Linked DNA regions of Mus musculus: region 2 is linked to region 1. A link is a loop called in an ENCODE intact Hi-C map of the cell type or tissue named here. Cell type or tissue: heart. All regions are shown on one strand. Each heading gives the region's core, and the rest is flanking DNA. Links, peaks and the distances in the headings are about the cores only.

Region 1 (8,332 bases), core at 244-8,243:
GAACATGCTATTTTTCTTTTAGTTTTGAGATAATTAACTGAGATAATTATATCATCTCTCTTTCTCTTTCCTGCCTCCAAACCCTTCCCTCTATCCCTTCCCTGTTCTTTTTCAAATTCATGGTCTTTTCCCTGCAATTGTTGATGCACACATATGTGTACATATACATATACACATTTAGATTTATATATACATTTACGCACCCACATATTCATATGTATTCCTAAATTTAGCCTTTCCTGTTAATATCATGCTGCTTACATGTATGTCTTCAGGGCCGATTATTTGGTATCAGCTAACCAATTGCTGTGCTCTTTCCTGGGAAAGATTATTACTTCCACTCTCAGCACTGTTTGGCTGCCTGTAGCTTTCTGTGTAGGGTTGAAGCCTCAGGATCCTTCTCTCATCCACTTCGGAGCGTCTGCCGATGTCCTTGTTCAGCTCGTGTTAAGGCAGTCATGCTGGTGAGACTGTAAGGGCGTATCTTCTGCCATTACTCACACAGTCTCTTAGCTAGAGCCTCTGGCTTTTACAATCTTTCAGTCTCCTCTTCTGAAATGACCCTTGAACCTTAGGTGTAAAAGTTGTTTTGTAGATGTATCCATCAGGACTGGGCTTTTACGACTCTGAATTTTGATTGGTTGTGGTTTTCTGTGATGGTCTCCATCTGTTGCAGAGAGAAGTTTCCTTCATAAGGGGTGAGGACTACATTTATCTGTGGATATAAGCACAAATTTATAGAGTGTAGTTATGGATTATGCTGGTTTAGTAAAGAGGTGTTTTTCCTCTAAGATCTGTGACGTTCTTAGCCCTGCGTGATTGGCTCAGTTCCCAGTTCCAGGAATGAGTCCCCTCTTACTGAGTTGGTCTCAAGTCTGCTTAGAGAGCTGTTGGTTTCTGCCAAACTCTGTGAGCTACCACTGTGAGGCCATGTTAGTCGTCGTGGCTCAAAGGCATGATAGCTGGGCAGTGCTCCTTTGGAAGCATGCATGGTGTCTTCTGGTCCATGAAGGCTGCTTCTCAGGGAGGGGGCTTTCAGATCAGTTTCAGCTCAGGGTCCTGTGGGCCTGTGTCTGAAGGACACAGTGTCTTCAGCAATAGAAGCTCACCTTCAACCTCTAAAAGTCAACCAAGGGCAGTAGCAACAGTCTGTAATCAGGAGGGCTCTTAGACAACCCTGACCAACAATTTCTTTCATACCTGGTCTTGGGGTTTTTATCAGGTGGTCTTTGGCTCTTGAATGGAACATTGTCAGTTAAGATAAGATTTTTTTTAAAAAGTATTCCTTAGAAACTACGTAGGGTAAGGAATTCTTTGGGCATTTGATAGACCTGAGCTCAAATCACACTACTTGCTTACTTTGTGAGCATACAAGTGTTGTGCTTTCAGGAACCTTAATCTGGGTTCTCAGCTGTAAAGTGAGGAATGATAATATCAAGAATATAACTTATATAAGCAAGAACAAGTCTATTTTAAAAGAGAGGAACAAAACTTCACCTGTGTATGTGGCAAAAGAAATCGAGACTGGGGAGATGACTTGGTGGACACAGTGCCAGCCATGACCACATGGGGAGCTTGATTTCTTAGCACCCATGTAAAACCTGGATGTGGTGAGACAAGCCTGTGATCCCAGCACTGGGGAAGCAGAGATGTGAGTGTCCCTGGGGTTTGCTGGCCATGCAGTCCATATAGGTGAAGACACCAACAGCCACCTCTGGACTGCACACGCGCGCACACACACACACACACACACACACACACACAGTACATGTTTTCATTACATAGGTATGTGGAACAAGAAGAATAAATAGCTGAGGGATATTTTAGGGAAATAGACAAGTGGGTACATTACGGATGCCCTGGTGAGGAGTTGGTCAACATGAAACAATGTTTACCATGCTACCTCTGTGTAGAAATCTGTCAATGCAAAGTACACACCAAGGACCATGCTGTCACTTTATACCCTCTTAGACAGTCAACATAAATTAAGACTTTCCTGCAGTATGACAGCTTTCAAAATTACAGTACACTGGTGTCAGGACATTCCCATGTTGTAGTTAATCCCCAGCCTCGGTGACAGCTCTGAGGCGTCCCATGTGTGTATTGTGTGTGAATTACTCATTCAAGCTCATGTGGGGAGTTTGACTTTTATTCTTAGCAATATCTTAATCAAAGTGGCAAACTCTGTGTCCAGCACAAATTGACTTTAGGATAGAGAAGGAAAACCAGTCAACTGGTCTACCACCTACTTGTAAGCTCTTATGCCTCGTATTGGGCAATGTAATTAGGAAATGATGATGTGATGGCTTGACAGGGAGCCTTGTGACAGACTGCTTGTTTTGATTTTTAAATAGGGACAAGTAGAAACACAAAATTGAAATTACTCTACAGAGTGGGTTATGAAGGAAAATGGATGAGAAACCATTTTTTTTTTCCTAGTAGGCTGAGATTTTTGTCTAGTCTACTCAAATTGTATCAACCTTCTGATGGGTCCCCCAGTTGTAGGAAGTGGTACTAATTATTCTTAGATGAGTAAGTTGGCATCTTATTCATCCACTCACTTCACTTATTTTCTCCTAAGTAGGTAACTTAAGACTCAGCTTAGATCCTTTCTGCTGTGCATCCTCCCCCAATCTCAGCCTTTTCCTTAACTTTCATGGCCCTTTTCTCCTTTTGTCTTGTCAACCAGGTTGGGATTCCCTTGTCCATCCCTGCTTTCTTTTTATTCAGATGACTTGCCACTGGACATTTGAATCTCTGGTGCCTATCATATTTCTGCTTTGGCTACTTTTGCCTGGATCCCTGGTCTCAGGATCCATCCAGCCCTATTTCAGACCACTCCTTGGATACTCCTTTTCACTACGATCTTGTACATGGTCATCTAATGCTAGGAGATTAGTGCCTTCAGTGTTTCCCTCATCTGCTTCCGGGAGGTCCAAATCTAAGTCTCCTATTCAAATTCTTGTCTACATCTAAATTTGTTTCCAACTTTCCTGAAATTACCCAGAAACAGCTTGCCCCTTCTCTGTCTCTCTCTCTGTCTCTCTGTCTCTGTCTCTGTCTCTGTCTCTCTCTCACACACACACACACGTGTGTGTGTGTATATATATATATATATATATATATATATATATATATATATATATTTAACACAGCCTTCTCAGGCTAGTCTTGAACTTGTTAGGTTAGCCCAGGCTGTCCAACAAAAGATCCTCTTATTACAGCCCCTGCCCCCAAACAAAACAGTGTTGGGATTTCAGGTATGTGTCACCATGTCCCACACTTCTTTGCCTACACTTAAATTCTGTGTGACCTCAGAGTCATGTTGTTTTTTTTATCACCAATCTATGTCCTGAAAAGTTTGTATTTATAAAAAACCATTTATACACACAGTTCTAGTCTGCTCCCTTCACCTTCGGGCTCCTCGAAAGATCAACAACTAGTACTGGTGAGGAAGAGATCCTGTTGTCTCAAACTTTCACTCCCAAGCCCTGCTTTTGAAAACTGTTAACTGCAGCATTTCTGACTTTGCAGTCCTTCATCACAACCTCATAGGATAGAGGTTTATACCAAATCATACAATGTGCCAGAGATGCCCTTGAGAAAGACTGAGAAAACCTACAGGATTTTTGTATTAGTATGTCAGCGGAATAGGAGAGGAAGAGGGTTCTTACATTCCATTATCAAATCCCATTTACTGAGGAAGAAACTGATTTACCCTCAAAGGTAGAGGTGACAGCCATATAACCACTCTTTTCTGGAGTTGGTATACTCTTTTGTATGCTTGTATCCGAGCTGCGCAATATTGGGAAATCATTAAATTCTCGCCGCATATGGAACACCGCTTCTCCAAAACAATGACTTGAGGTGACATCCATAAAATTTAGATGGTCCTTAAACTAGAGACTCGAAATCTAGCGGGCTCAACAGGCACTTGCCCGGTCCTAGACCGCAAGCTCCGTCCTGCAGCCTGAGAACTAGCCGCTAGAGGGCGCGAAGAGCGCGCCGGCCCCAGCCAGGGGCTGGAGAGGGTCGAGCGCGGGATCCGCTGCTGCAAGCCCAGAGCAGCGGGGTCGGCGGGCCGCACAGGGCGAGAGGACTGTCACTGTGGACGCTCCTAGCTCACCGACCCGGGACACCGGCCTCTGGGGAGCGTCAGGCCTTCTCCTCTGGGCTCCACGGCTCCCGATCCCGGGTGAACAGCGTTCGGGAAGGAGGGCGATGTCTGCGGGAACCCACTGTGGTCCCCCGGGGAACCGGGCACCTCCGTTCGCGCGTCTCTGTTGCGTCTCGGCCGCGCTGGGGATGCTGTGGTCCCCTGCGTGTCTGGCGTTCAACTTGGATGTGGACAAGCTCACTGTGTACAGTGGCCCCGAGGGCAGCTACTTCGGCTACTCACTGGACTTCTACATACCTGATGCGCGCACGTAAGTTGCTGGGTTGGGTTGGTGGCTTGGTGGCGCGCGATTCCAGGTCCTGTCTCTGTCTCTCAGAGGTCTCCGCAGCCAGGAGGAAAGGATGTCTGATATTTCAGGCAACTGCCCACTCCGGGTCGGATTCTGCTCTTTGCCTGCTACCAACATCTTTCCTCCTGACTTATGCTAAATAGATGTGCCCATGAATCTGGGATTGGAGATGCTCCACTGGTATATAAGTTCGGATTCAAAGACAAGAGCATTATACAAAGGAGAGAGTGGGGCGGGACAGACTCAGGTCAGTTTTAAAATAAGGACCGCGCAGTCTGTTCCTACGGAATCTCATAGCGCCTTAGGTTGCAGACAGTTGGGATCTGCCTTCCCCATCACAGTCTCCACCTACCTCCACCTAGACAGGCAGAACCATTAGCAGCCTCTTCCAAAACCAGGTTTCTGGTGCTCATAGGCTTCCAAAGAGGAAATCAAGTTTGGCAGTCTTTCCACAATAAACCTGTTTGTGCCTGCCGCTGCTGCCGCAGTCCGGTGGGCATGCTTCTACAGACTGGGCACACGGGTAAATGTTCCCAGAGGAGTGACTTTCTCCAATCTCTTTGCAGAGCCAGTGTCTTAGTGGGGGCACCCAAAGCCAACACTAGCCAGCCGGATATCGTAGAAGGGGGAGCTGTCTACTACTGTCCCTGGCCCTCAGAGAGGTCTGCACAGTGCAAGCAGATACCGTTTGACACCACCAGTAAGTGATGCTAACCTGTAGTGTGGCCCCTGGTTGAAAAGAACCAGAGCCATTCCTCGCGGCAATTTAGTGTTCTTTCCCCCCCTCCTAATGTAAATCTGAGTGTTTGGATGCATCTGGTAACATCCGTTTCCCTACTGTTCAGAGGTGAACACTAGGGGAGGAGGTGCTTGGGACCAGTAGAAACCCACAGCTGTGAGGGGAGGGGAGCACAGGCTTAATACTTGGTTGGCAGAGGCAGGCTGGTGTCTGTGAGTTCGAGGCCGGCCAGAGTTACAAAATAACCTACACTATAGAGAATCGGGTTGGTCCTCAAATATAGAGGTGGAGACTGATAAAGGACTCGCTTGGAGTATTTGTAATTCTCTAGTTCCCAAGTCCGGAGGTGAGACTTGCCCTGTAGTAGATCCAGACTGCAACCTGGGGTGCTTGACATTCTAATTCTTTACAGAAAGAATTTTCTTTCAAAATACTGGACATTAGATGCAAAATACTACAGGCAGAGTGTGGATGGATTATATTCATTTCCAAAAATCCCCCAGACAGATGTTTCTTATTTAATTAAAGGGAAAATACCATTTCATCTGCTGTTTTTAACTTGGATCCTAAGAAAATAATTTAAAAGGGGTGTTTTGAAAACACCATCACTCGGTGTTTTAGCTTGTAGCACCCAAATGTTAGCATTCAAATAACATATATTATTAGAGAATACCCTCTTTTTTTTCAAAGATGCAAATATGTCAGGTCAAATGACGGCGTGATGGGCAATAAATTAAGATTCCTTGTACACGTCATACTTTAGGACATTGTTCTTACTTTCCCTGTGGTCCTGTGGTTATCTAACTTATGCATCTAGGATTTATGTAAATGTGCATTTTCACAGAATTTTGAAAAAATTGATTGGGTGGTATGTACCCATGACGTTAATCTGTGTCATTTCTGTTGAGAGGGACTATCAATATGGAAATCATTTTGAAGAAAAATTATGCAATCTTTACCTTGAATTATGACCCAATTAGAAAAACATTTCATAAAAAACATTTTGAATTTATATTTCCATGCCCATCCATTGTCATACTATCTTGTTTGTTATTTTATTAATGGTTCAGTTATTTGAAAACAGATTTATAAGGCTTTACTTTATTTACATTCACATTTAGCAACTGGAACTTTTAAATCGTTTGTGAATAAAACAGTGGCGTTTTGATCCTTACTGATCTCTACATCAGAATAAGTTCCTGGGACGGGGGTGGTGGTGGTGGTGGTGGTGGTGCAGGGGGGTGCTCAGTGGGGAAAGAGCTGGCTACAATCCACAGTTCCATGTCAAAGCTAGGCCACGGCGTGTGCTTGTGACCTCAGCACAGGGGGACTGGTAGACAAGAGCCTTTAAGGCACTTTCTAGTCACCTGATCTTAGCTAAAACAACAGTGATCTTTAGGTTCGATGAGTGGCCCCGCTTCAAACAATAAGGCAATAGTGATCAGGAAGAATATAGCCTCAAACTCTGGCTTCCACAGATGCTACTTGGGCAAGCACATCTGCACACATGTGTGCACACATCCATATACCACGCACACAAGCACACACCAAGACTGCATCTAAGGTTTGATCATATAAGCATGAAATCAATACCACTTTAATTATCCGAGCAAATAAGTCTTGTAAGCTTTATTTGTATTTATCTCTGTGTGCATCCGCTTATGTTTGGTACATATGTATGGTGTCCATGGAAGCAAGAAGCATGTGTTGGATCACATGATGTAGGGGCTGGGAACTGAACTCCCATCCTTTGGAAGAATAGCAAGGTATCGCAAGTACGTAGCCCTCCCTCCAGCCACTAATCTATCTTTTTCAAAGGTAATTTAAATCCAAACCTTGAAACAGAAAGATACAAGGTATTGTACTATTTTAATTTACATTCAAGAAAGGAAGCATTTAAATGATGAAATGGTTGGGTTTTTTTTTTTTCATCAAGTAGCACTGGCTAGTTATACAAATGAATTTAATAACTTTCTAGCACATTCTAGAGTACATGAAATCAGCATGTAGTTAGCATTTTCTTTTAACATTCTAAAAGAAGAATTGATATCTGTCCAGATATTCATCTCTCTGCCCAGATGAACGTCTTTTTAAGGGCTAACTTCAGCTGATGCCATGATTCAGAAGATAAAAGCCATAGAATCCAGGTATTAAACTGGCTTTAAAATTGGCTTCTCCAGCCACTTTCCATTTAAATTACAGTAGTTAATATTTTCCAACATTTGCTCTAAAGCAATTGTTTGAGGGCTCTGAGTTCACTTTTCTTTAGCAAACTATTGCCGAAAGATTGTGTTAGGATTTCCAGAATGGTCCACAGGAATACACTTAGCCCATACTGTAGTTGAACTCATATTTGCAACAGAAGAAAAAGGGACAAGCTAGGGCAATTTTGGCAATTACCTAAGTAGAAAAATACTATCAAGAAAAGTCCATTTTTACTTTTCTTTGTAGAAGAACATAGCAGCAGCATGTCTCAGCACTCAGGCATTGAACTTATGTTTTATAAATGTAAACAGGATTTCTGATTTGGTGTGTGTGTGTGTGTGTGTGTGTGTGTGTGTGTGTGTAAGGGGTAGTAATCAAATCCTGCACTTTGCACATATTAGGCAAATGCTGTGCTATTGAGCTACACCCCCAGTCTCTAGATGTCTAGTTTTCTCTTGATAGAGGTGCATCCAACTGTTCAACAGTTATAGCTTTAGTACTTTAGTACTTTAGTACTTTTTTAACTCTCTCTCTCTCTCTCTCTCTCTCTCTCTCTTTCTCTGTCACCCCCTCCCTCTCTCTTTGTGTGTAAATGTGCATGTGTGTCTGTCTGTCTGTCTGTCTGTCTGTCTCTCCCTCTCTTTCTTGGTGTGTGTGTGTACGCGCGCGCACACGCTTGTGGAGGTGTGTATGTCTGGAGACCAGAGGCTGATTCTGAGTAACTTCTTCACTCTCTCCCCACCTCCACATATTTGAGTTAGCATTTCTCACTGAACACTGAGCCCCAACTTTTGACTCCCCTCCCTAGCCAGGGAGCCTCGGGGAGCCTCCTTTCAGGCCTTCATACTTATACAGCAAGCACTTTCTTGACCAAGCCATCTCCTCAGCTCCAAGAACATTGTGATTATTCTTTCAAAAGCAG
Region 2 (8,332 bases), core at 184-8,183, 300 kb after region 1:
CAGGGACGTGGTTTGGGCTTAGAATGACTTCCACACAGCAAATAATCTGAAAATTCTCCCTCACGATGGTCATCAAAGTATGTGTGGAGCAAAGTGAAAAGGCATATAGAACATGTACATACAGGCTATAGAAGTCATGTAGAACACCTATGTATAGGCTGTAGAACTCATATATAACATATATGTGCAGGTTGTAGAATGGTTCAGTCTTTGTCACGGCATAGTGGCCCAAGACCTTGGCTAAAAATGGTCCTTAAATGATGTACCAGAGTTCATCCTTTGCCATTCATGGGAATAATATGTATATTGTGTATCTATGAACACAAATATGACCAAAATCTGATCCCAGTTTTCAGAACATACATCAGTACAGGAATATGCTAACATAAAGCATAATCAGCAAAATTCAGACTCACAAAATCTATGAGAAAAGCAATCCAATTCTGTTTCAATAATTAAACACCAAGGGTGGGGGAAGGCCATAGGGAACTAACTATTCAGTGGTTTTGAGCATTGGTTGCTCCTCCAGAGGACCCAGGCCCACATCGCAGATTATAAACATCTGTAACTCCAGTTCCAGATGCGCCAAACCCTCTCCTGAACTTTGAGGACACCTGGCAAACACTGGTGCTGCCTATGTTCTTGCAGGCCAAACACTCATATACACAAAATGACTCTAACAATAGTCAAGAGGTACTTGAGCAGTTGGAATGTGTAGATTTTATTTCAACGAGGGTGTCAAATGAATCGCTAAAATGTTAGCACACAGTTGTATACATTTGAGCCCCAACTAGCTACTTTATGTCATATGGAATCACTAATGGTCATTTTCAAGTGTGAACATGGTGGAGTTGTATTTAAACAAAGTCCAGGAGTATGTCCTGAAGTGATGAGATTTGCTTCAAATAATCAGAGAGAGAAAGGGAAAGAGAGAGAGAGAGAAAGAGAGAGAGAGAGAGAGAGAGAGAGAGAGAGAGAGAGAGAGAGAGGTGTAAGACAAGAAATGTATAAGATTCGGACCGGTTGTGAATTAGTAATTGTTAAACTACAACAATAGAATCTGGGAACATTATCAGAACCAATTAAGCGGAGGGGGAGAAGGGAGGGAAGTTATAACATTGTGTAGAAGGAGCTCTTGTATACATTTACCTGACTGCAAGAATGACCTCAGAGAAAAGGCCAGAACCACAACCTCACACAAAGGCCACTCTAACACCACATAAAACCCACCACTGTGCACACACCTGCCAGCAGCTGCCTTTCACTCTGTGCTGATAGTGTCCTTGTCCTCCCTTCCTGTGTCTCAGTGCTGCAGGAAATCCTTTCCATTTCGACTTGGCAAACACCCCATTTGCCTCGGTTGACCTCAGTAAATCTGCCCTTGGTTGACAGGGGTGCATTGCGTCTGGGTTAACCCCTTTTCTGCAAAGACATGGATCTTTGGAGAGTCTTGTTGTTTTAACTAACACGATCACCCCCCTGTCCCATTCTGTGTATATATTTGACATTTAAAATTTTTAGAGAGAAGGGGAGACTGTCAGTACTCTCATGTACAGCAAGCAGGAATGTGTTACCACTGTTTGAAGGGCTATTTTGAATACTGGAAATAAAGTGGAATAGGTGCCTTCTGAGAGCCTATCATTCTGCTTGTGGGCTTTTAGAGAACGGAAATTCTAAGAGGTTAATTACCCTTTAAATGGCTTCTTAAACTCCTGGAGTAATGCTTCCTAACACGGCTAGGGCATTGACTGCTGTGAGGAATAACTTGCTACATTTGATGAGGGAATATGAAGAGAAAGTGTCTGGCATGACAGTATTTTCAGCACATCTTGTTACGAAATATCTAAGGATGCCTCACACTTGAGCAAGAGTGCCTCTTCCATGGGTGTTTGATGCAATAGTAGAGAAGCTGATATGGTAGAGGCATGTATCAACGAAAGGATGCTTCAGACAAACCTCAGCACATTCGGTCTTCCAGCTCCAATATCACTGAGCTTCAACCAACAGCAGATCAAATACATGGAACTGGGAAGATGGCTCAGTGGCTGTTCTGGCTACTTTTGTGTCAACTTGACACAGCTGGAGTTATCACAGAGAAAGGAGCTTCAGTTGGGGAAATGCCTCCATGAGATCCAACTGTAAGGCATTTTCTCAATTAGTGATCAAGAGGGGAGGTCCCGTTGTGGGTGATGCCATCTCTGGGCTGGTAGTCTTGGTTCTATAAGAGAGCAGGATGAGCAAGCCAGTAAAGAACATCCCTCCATGGCCTTTGCATCAGCTCCTGCTTCCTGACCTGCTTAAGTTCCAGTCCTGACTTCCTTGGTGATGAACAGCAGTATAGAAGTGTAAGCTGAATAAACCTTTTCCTTCCCAACTTGCTTCTTGGTCATGATGTTTGTGCAGGAATAGAAACCTTGACTAAGACAGTGGTTAAGAGCACTTACTGCTCTTCTAGAGGACCTCAATTCAGTTGCCAGCACCCATACCAGTGGCTAACAATCCTCTGCAGGAGATCTATTGCCTCTGGCTCCTGGAGGTCCTTGTACTCACAAGATGCACATTCCCACATGCAGGCTCATATCTAAAAACAATAAAACTGACTTTGAAATACATTACCAAAAGATATGACTGTGTTGAACATGTGTTTGTTTGAGTCTTTTTTCACTGAAGAATACAAAGAAACAACCATTTAAGAAGCATTTCTATTTTCTCAGGAGCCCTGGGTATCATAGAGATGACTGGAGGTTTGCAAAGGAATCTGCATGGGTTGGATGCAAATCTGATAGTATTTTACATAAGGAGCATGGTGTGTGTGTGTGTGTGTGTGTGTGTGTGTGTGTGTGTGTGTGTGTGGTATGGTGTGTTCTTTTACTCTTATTTGTACTCTGAAATAGTAATGAAGAAAAATAACAAATTAGCGATGCTTGCTTGATAGCTCCAATCATGGGCCCAGGGGTGTCGAGAAAAACAACACCAGAGAGCTACTCGTTCATTCCTTTGCCTAATCAATTTTGTAGCCTCAGTGACTAGGTGTTTTTATTTTGATTCTTTTATTTAAAGGAAGAGATTTGGAAGTCTCGGTTCTGTTTTCAGAGTAACACAGGTGCTCTTGAATGTGAATGATTTGTGGCAGGATGCCTGTGTTCCTCCAAATGGTAAAACCTGGAGAGACTATACTAACAGAAGCCTTCAGATTCCCAAAGGAGAGAAAGTGAAGATAAATTCCCAATGAACTTTATCTCTGTGTTTAAAAATCTGCGTTTTGCTCAGGTACAAAATTTTAGAGCATAAGAAAAAGTAGAAAGCATGATTTGGATTGTAAACTGCTAAGGACAAAGGAGTTTTCCTCTTCACACTATTCCAGAACCAAGGCTGAAGTTTGACGTAAAAAATGGTATACTAGCACCACCTACTGGACACGCTTAGGTAATACATAGACACTCAAGAAGGTCCTAAAATGCAAGGTGAAATAAAAACATAGATTGTTAATTTTGGTTGTTGTTGTTGTTGTTATTGTTGTGTTGTTGTTGTTGTTGTTGTCGTCGTCGTCGTCATCGTCGTCGTCGTCGTCGTCATCATCGTCGTCGTCTCTGGTACTAGAGATGGAAGCCATGGCAGCCTTCATGCAGGAATCAAATTCCCTCTACCACTAAAGTCACACCTCTAACCTTATTTACTTTAATTTTCGGACTTGTGGCACAGACTATATAAAAGCACACCGTATGCATCCCCCTGAATAGGATATGACTATCGCAATCACAAAATCACAGAAGCGGAAGGTACCTGCACAAGATTAAGCCAACCACAGTTCTGGCATACATGGAGGATGGTCCCTGACCCCAACTGGATAGTGGCTGGGGAGGGGCTCACTCTGCTCCGAAGATGTATCCAGGGGTAGATTCCATGCTCTACCACCCACACATGTATACACAGAAATAACTGGATTTAGTGGGTAATTAAAGAATAAATCAAAAGACATGAAATTGGGAGGGGACACATTGAGAGGATGTGGAAGGATCCAAAGAGGAAAGTGGAGATTAAATTGTCACAGGGTATACACCGACTACTCCGACACTGTTTTAAGCCAATAGAAAGACTTCATTACCAGGCCAACCACTACACTGGTTGTTCAGGACCCCAGTACAGCCCAAACCTTTCCCAGGGTGAGCTTTTGAAGCAGAAAAACCTTGTTCTGAGCTGACATACTTCAATTAGCAAGAACAGTTAACTAGAAGAGGAACTACAGAAGCCAAAAAAAGCAAAGTTGGTACATTTAGAGACTTTCCCAGAAGTGTGGACTTTGATGGAGTAAGTAGGCATGCTGTGCTTTATGGCCTGAATAATACTTCTATCGCAGAGTCAGCTGTGCTAAGGTCTGAAGACCTGTTAAAATGTGTGATCACAAAATTCTCAAAACTAAAAAAGTTAAATCTGAGTATTAGACACACAAAAAGGAGGTGTTTCAACCCATAAGATGGGAGCTGTCAGAAACTATAAACATATTAACACCACTGCCAAAGTATTACAGGAAAAAAAGAGACTTTTAAATTATTTTCCTACCTCACTCATTGGCGTGAAGTGATAATCAGGGCAGGAATACAAGGAAAAAAAAAAACTTAATCAGTTTTCCCAGAGAAGCCACTTTGGCTTGTAGCCTTGCCCATTTCTGTGGTGCAAACATCCCTGTGATTGCCAAAGTCAACATGGAGCTTCTGACCACAGAACCAGAATGAAGAAGCAGTCTCCAGAGAGCTCAGAGTCAAGCAGATAGTCCTTTCCACAAGTGGTAAGAAAGACGACACACCATGGCACCTCCCAAAAATGTTAAGTCACCATCTCTGAAGGATGGCAAATCAATAAGACACCCATCGCCCCAATTTATATAATTCCAAAAAAAAAAAAAAAAAACAAAAAAAAAAAAAAAAAAGAAAGAAAACCAAAATCTAAGACAGAGCAGCTTCTCAAGTCTGAAAGAATCCAGGCTGGAGGGCACAGGAACAGTGAAGGAGCTGAGGACAGGATCCTTCAGGTCTCCATCTGCACCCCAGAGCTAAGACTGTCCCTCGGCTCTCCCAACCCAAACCCCACCCAGGAAAGAGCTGGTCTCCCCAGGAGTGCTGACACACTTAAGATCACAGACTCAGGGGCCCACAGGAGGGACAAGCTCCAGTCAGAGACAGCAAGACCGACGAACACCAGCGATAACCAGATGGCAAGAGGCAAGCACAAGAAACTTACCAACAGAAACCAAGGATACTTGGCATCACCAGAACCAAGTTCTCCCACCACAGCAAGTCCTGGATACTCCAACACACCTGAAAAGCAAGATTTGTATTTAAAATCATACCTCATGATGATGATAGAGGACTTTTAGAAGGATATAAATAACTTCCTTAAAGAAATACAGGAGAACACAGTTAAACAGGTAGAAGCCCTTAAAGAGGAAACACAATAATCCCTTAAAGGATTATAGGAAAACACAATCGACCAGGTGAAGGAATTGAACAAAACCATCCAGGATCTAAAAATGGAAATAGAAACAATAAAGAAATCACGAAGGGAGACAATGCTGGAGATACAAAACCTAGGAAAGAGGTCAAGAGTCATAGATGCAAGCATCACCAGAGACTCTAGGTGCAGAAGATACCATAGAAATCATTGACACAACAGTCAAAGAAAATGAAAAATGTAAAAAGCTCCTAACCCAAAACATCCAGGAAATCTAGGCCACAATGAGAACAAACCTAAGAATAATAGGTATAGAAGAGAGTGAAGATTCCCAACTTAAAGGGCCAATAAATATCTTCAACAAACTTATAGAAGAAAACTTTCCTAACCTAAAGAAAGAGATGCCCATGAACATACAGGAACCCTACAGAATTCCAAATAGACTGGACCAGAAAAAAAATTCCTCCCATCGCATAACAATCAAAACACCAATGCACAAAACAAAGAAAGAATATTAAAATCAGTAAAGGAAAAAGGTCAAGTAACATATAAAAGCAGACCTATGAGAATTACACCAGACGTCTCATGAGAAACTATAAAAGCCAGAAGATACTGGGCAGATGTCATATAGATCCCAAGAGAACATAAATGTCAGCTCAGGCTAAAATATCCAGCAAAACTCTCAACTAACATAGAAGGAGAAACCAAGATATTCCACGACAAAAACTAATTTACACAATATCTCTCCACAAATCCAACCCTACAAAGGATAATAGATGGAAAACTCCAACACAATGAGGGAAACTATACCCTAGAAAAAGCAAGAAAATAATCTTCTTTTAAGAAACCAAAAAGAAGATAGCCACATAAACATAATTTCACCTCTATCAACAAAAATAACAAGAAGCAACAATCACTTTTCCTTAATACCTCTTAATATTAATGGACTCATTTTCTCAATAAAAAGACATAGACTAACAGACTGGATACTTAAACATGACCTAACATCTTGCTGCACACAGTAAATGCACCTCAGTGACAAAGACAGACACTATCTCAGAGTAAAAGGCTGGAAAAATTTTTTCCAAGCAAACGATCCCAAGACACAAGCTGGAGTAGCCATTCTAATATCGAATAAAATCGACTTTCAAACAAAAGACAGGGAAAGACACTTCATACTCAAAAAAAACCTACAAAAATGAACTTTTAATTCTGAAGATCTATGCTCCAAATGTAAGGGCACCCACATTCATGAAAGAAACTTTACTAAAGCTCAAAGCACACATTGTACCTCAAACAATAATAGTGGGATGTGGAGAGCCGTGAGCAATTGCCATCATGAGCCTCCACTGTGCCTAACTGGTAAACAAGTAATGTGCGCGGGTGCAAGAGTAAATTCATGCCAAGTCACTGCCCATCCCGGGGTGTAGTAGTGGGGTGATGAGTGAGCAGCTAATCAGGAGCTGACACGTCACATGGAGGGGTATATAAGCAGCATCATTTTCCTTGTTTGTTGTTCTTCTTTCGCCTATGCAATCAATGCTCTCCCAATAAACGTGTGCAAAAAGATCCTGTTGCAGCGTGTTCTTCCTGGCCAGTTGAGCATGTGCAAGAAATGGTGCCGAATCCCGGGACGAGAAACATCTTCAGGCATGAGTGAAGACCCCCTGCTACAGGGAGGATTCAGAACTGCATCGCGGGGAAGGAGTGGTTGATAAAGGTTCCTGTAAAACAGACTGTTGAGAAGGATTCGGCGTGGATTCAGAACTCTTCAGCTGGGGAACGGTGGTAATGAAGTGTTCCCGCAACACAGACAGTTGAGAAGGATTCAACTGCATGGATTCAGAACTCTTCAGCTGGGGAACAGGGGTACCCGTAAGTAAAAGGAAATTAATGTGAGTCTCTGAGAGGTATGCTTTCTTACGCAGTAGGTCCGGTAATTGTCGTTGGGGTTGTGTTGCTTGCTTTCTTTCTTAGCCTTGATATTATGCTATTGCCTTAATTTTTCATCACCCTGGACAAGAGTGTATCTGCTGGGGGTAGCTCGGCAGACACATAAGATCATAAAGCAAGTGTAGATAAACTTGTGGATCGACCTTGGGGCTAAGAACCTCACGTAGATAAGTGAGTACCTCAAGGACGCTTTATCCAGGACAAGAAATGTGAGCTAGCTGTTAAGGAAGGGCAATGACTTTTGCAGGAGCACCAGGGAAGCATATCAGAAACAGAGAGAAATGAAAAAGAAGGCACGCGCAGAAAAATAAGTAAAAAAAAAAAAAAAAAAAAAAAAAAGTTAGAGCTCTCCTAGGGACAGAATAAAAACGGGAGACGTCCTGCTCTGGCTCCTATGGAGATATTTTTAGCTTTGATAGGATATTTGTGTCCCTTTGAAACCCCAAGTTTTATTTCTTGTCTGTCTATTGTCTGTTTTTGGTATATGATTATTGTTTTGTGTTTTATGTTGAAAAATATAATTGGTTAAAACTTTATCTGCTGGCTGTCCATCCTTTAACTTGTTTGAAAAGTAGCCTCAATTTGCACAGTAGAAAGTGATAAAAGCACTGTGGCTGGGAGTCAGGTACAGCTGAAAAAGCCCTGCTGAGGGCCGATTGCAAATGGAGCTCTTAAAGGGGCAGGCAGCCGCATATAGACGGACCTTCTATTCAGGGATTTGGAGAGAGATTAGATTCTCCTTGCTGGGATGTCCTATTTTCACTGATCAAGCTGAATTTGCATGGGATAGAGATATGCTGCTTGATCAAGGTTGATTTGCACAACAACAGACGGGATATCCAGTGCAGGTATTTGAGCAGGTGAATCAGATTGCCATAAGGGTGTGGAAATCATTGCCCACCAGTGTTGACAGTGTTGTAGAACTCCAGAG

What was found. Peaks named below come from ENCODE experiments on the same cell type or tissue, not always from the same donor. Only the 100,000 strongest peaks of a DNase experiment are listed, where the experiment ranks them.
Region 2: a loop joins it to region 1, with 7 times the contacts of the local background. A loop is called at or near these places in 37 of 42 quality-filtered maps.

Annotation. Positions count from the first base shown.
Region 1 is chr2:12,297,672-12,306,003 of GRCm38, reverse strand. It overlaps Itga8 (integrin alpha 8), which reads left to right and starts at 4,060. Exons shown (of 30, transcript NM_001001309.3): 1 at 4,060-4,427; 2 at 5,033-5,166. The coding sequence starts at 4,222. E030013I19Rik (RIKEN cDNA E030013I19 gene) reads right to left here and starts at 4,758. Exons shown (of 2, transcript NR_040353.1): 1 at 4,415-4,758. In heart, for the core only: a CTCF peak has its summit at 3,984 (motif pointing right); a DNase peak (open chromatin) is centred at 4,013; H3K4me3 peaks cover 1,816 bases; H3K27ac peaks cover 881 bases; H3K27me3 peaks cover 989 bases.
Region 2 is chr2:11,997,524-12,005,855 of GRCm38, reverse strand. No RefSeq gene overlaps it. Among named protein-coding and RNA genes, the nearest start is that of Gm34768, 100 kb to the right of the region's middle. In heart, for the core only: a CTCF peak has its summit at 3,412 (motif pointing left); no DNase peak of the experiment used is centred there.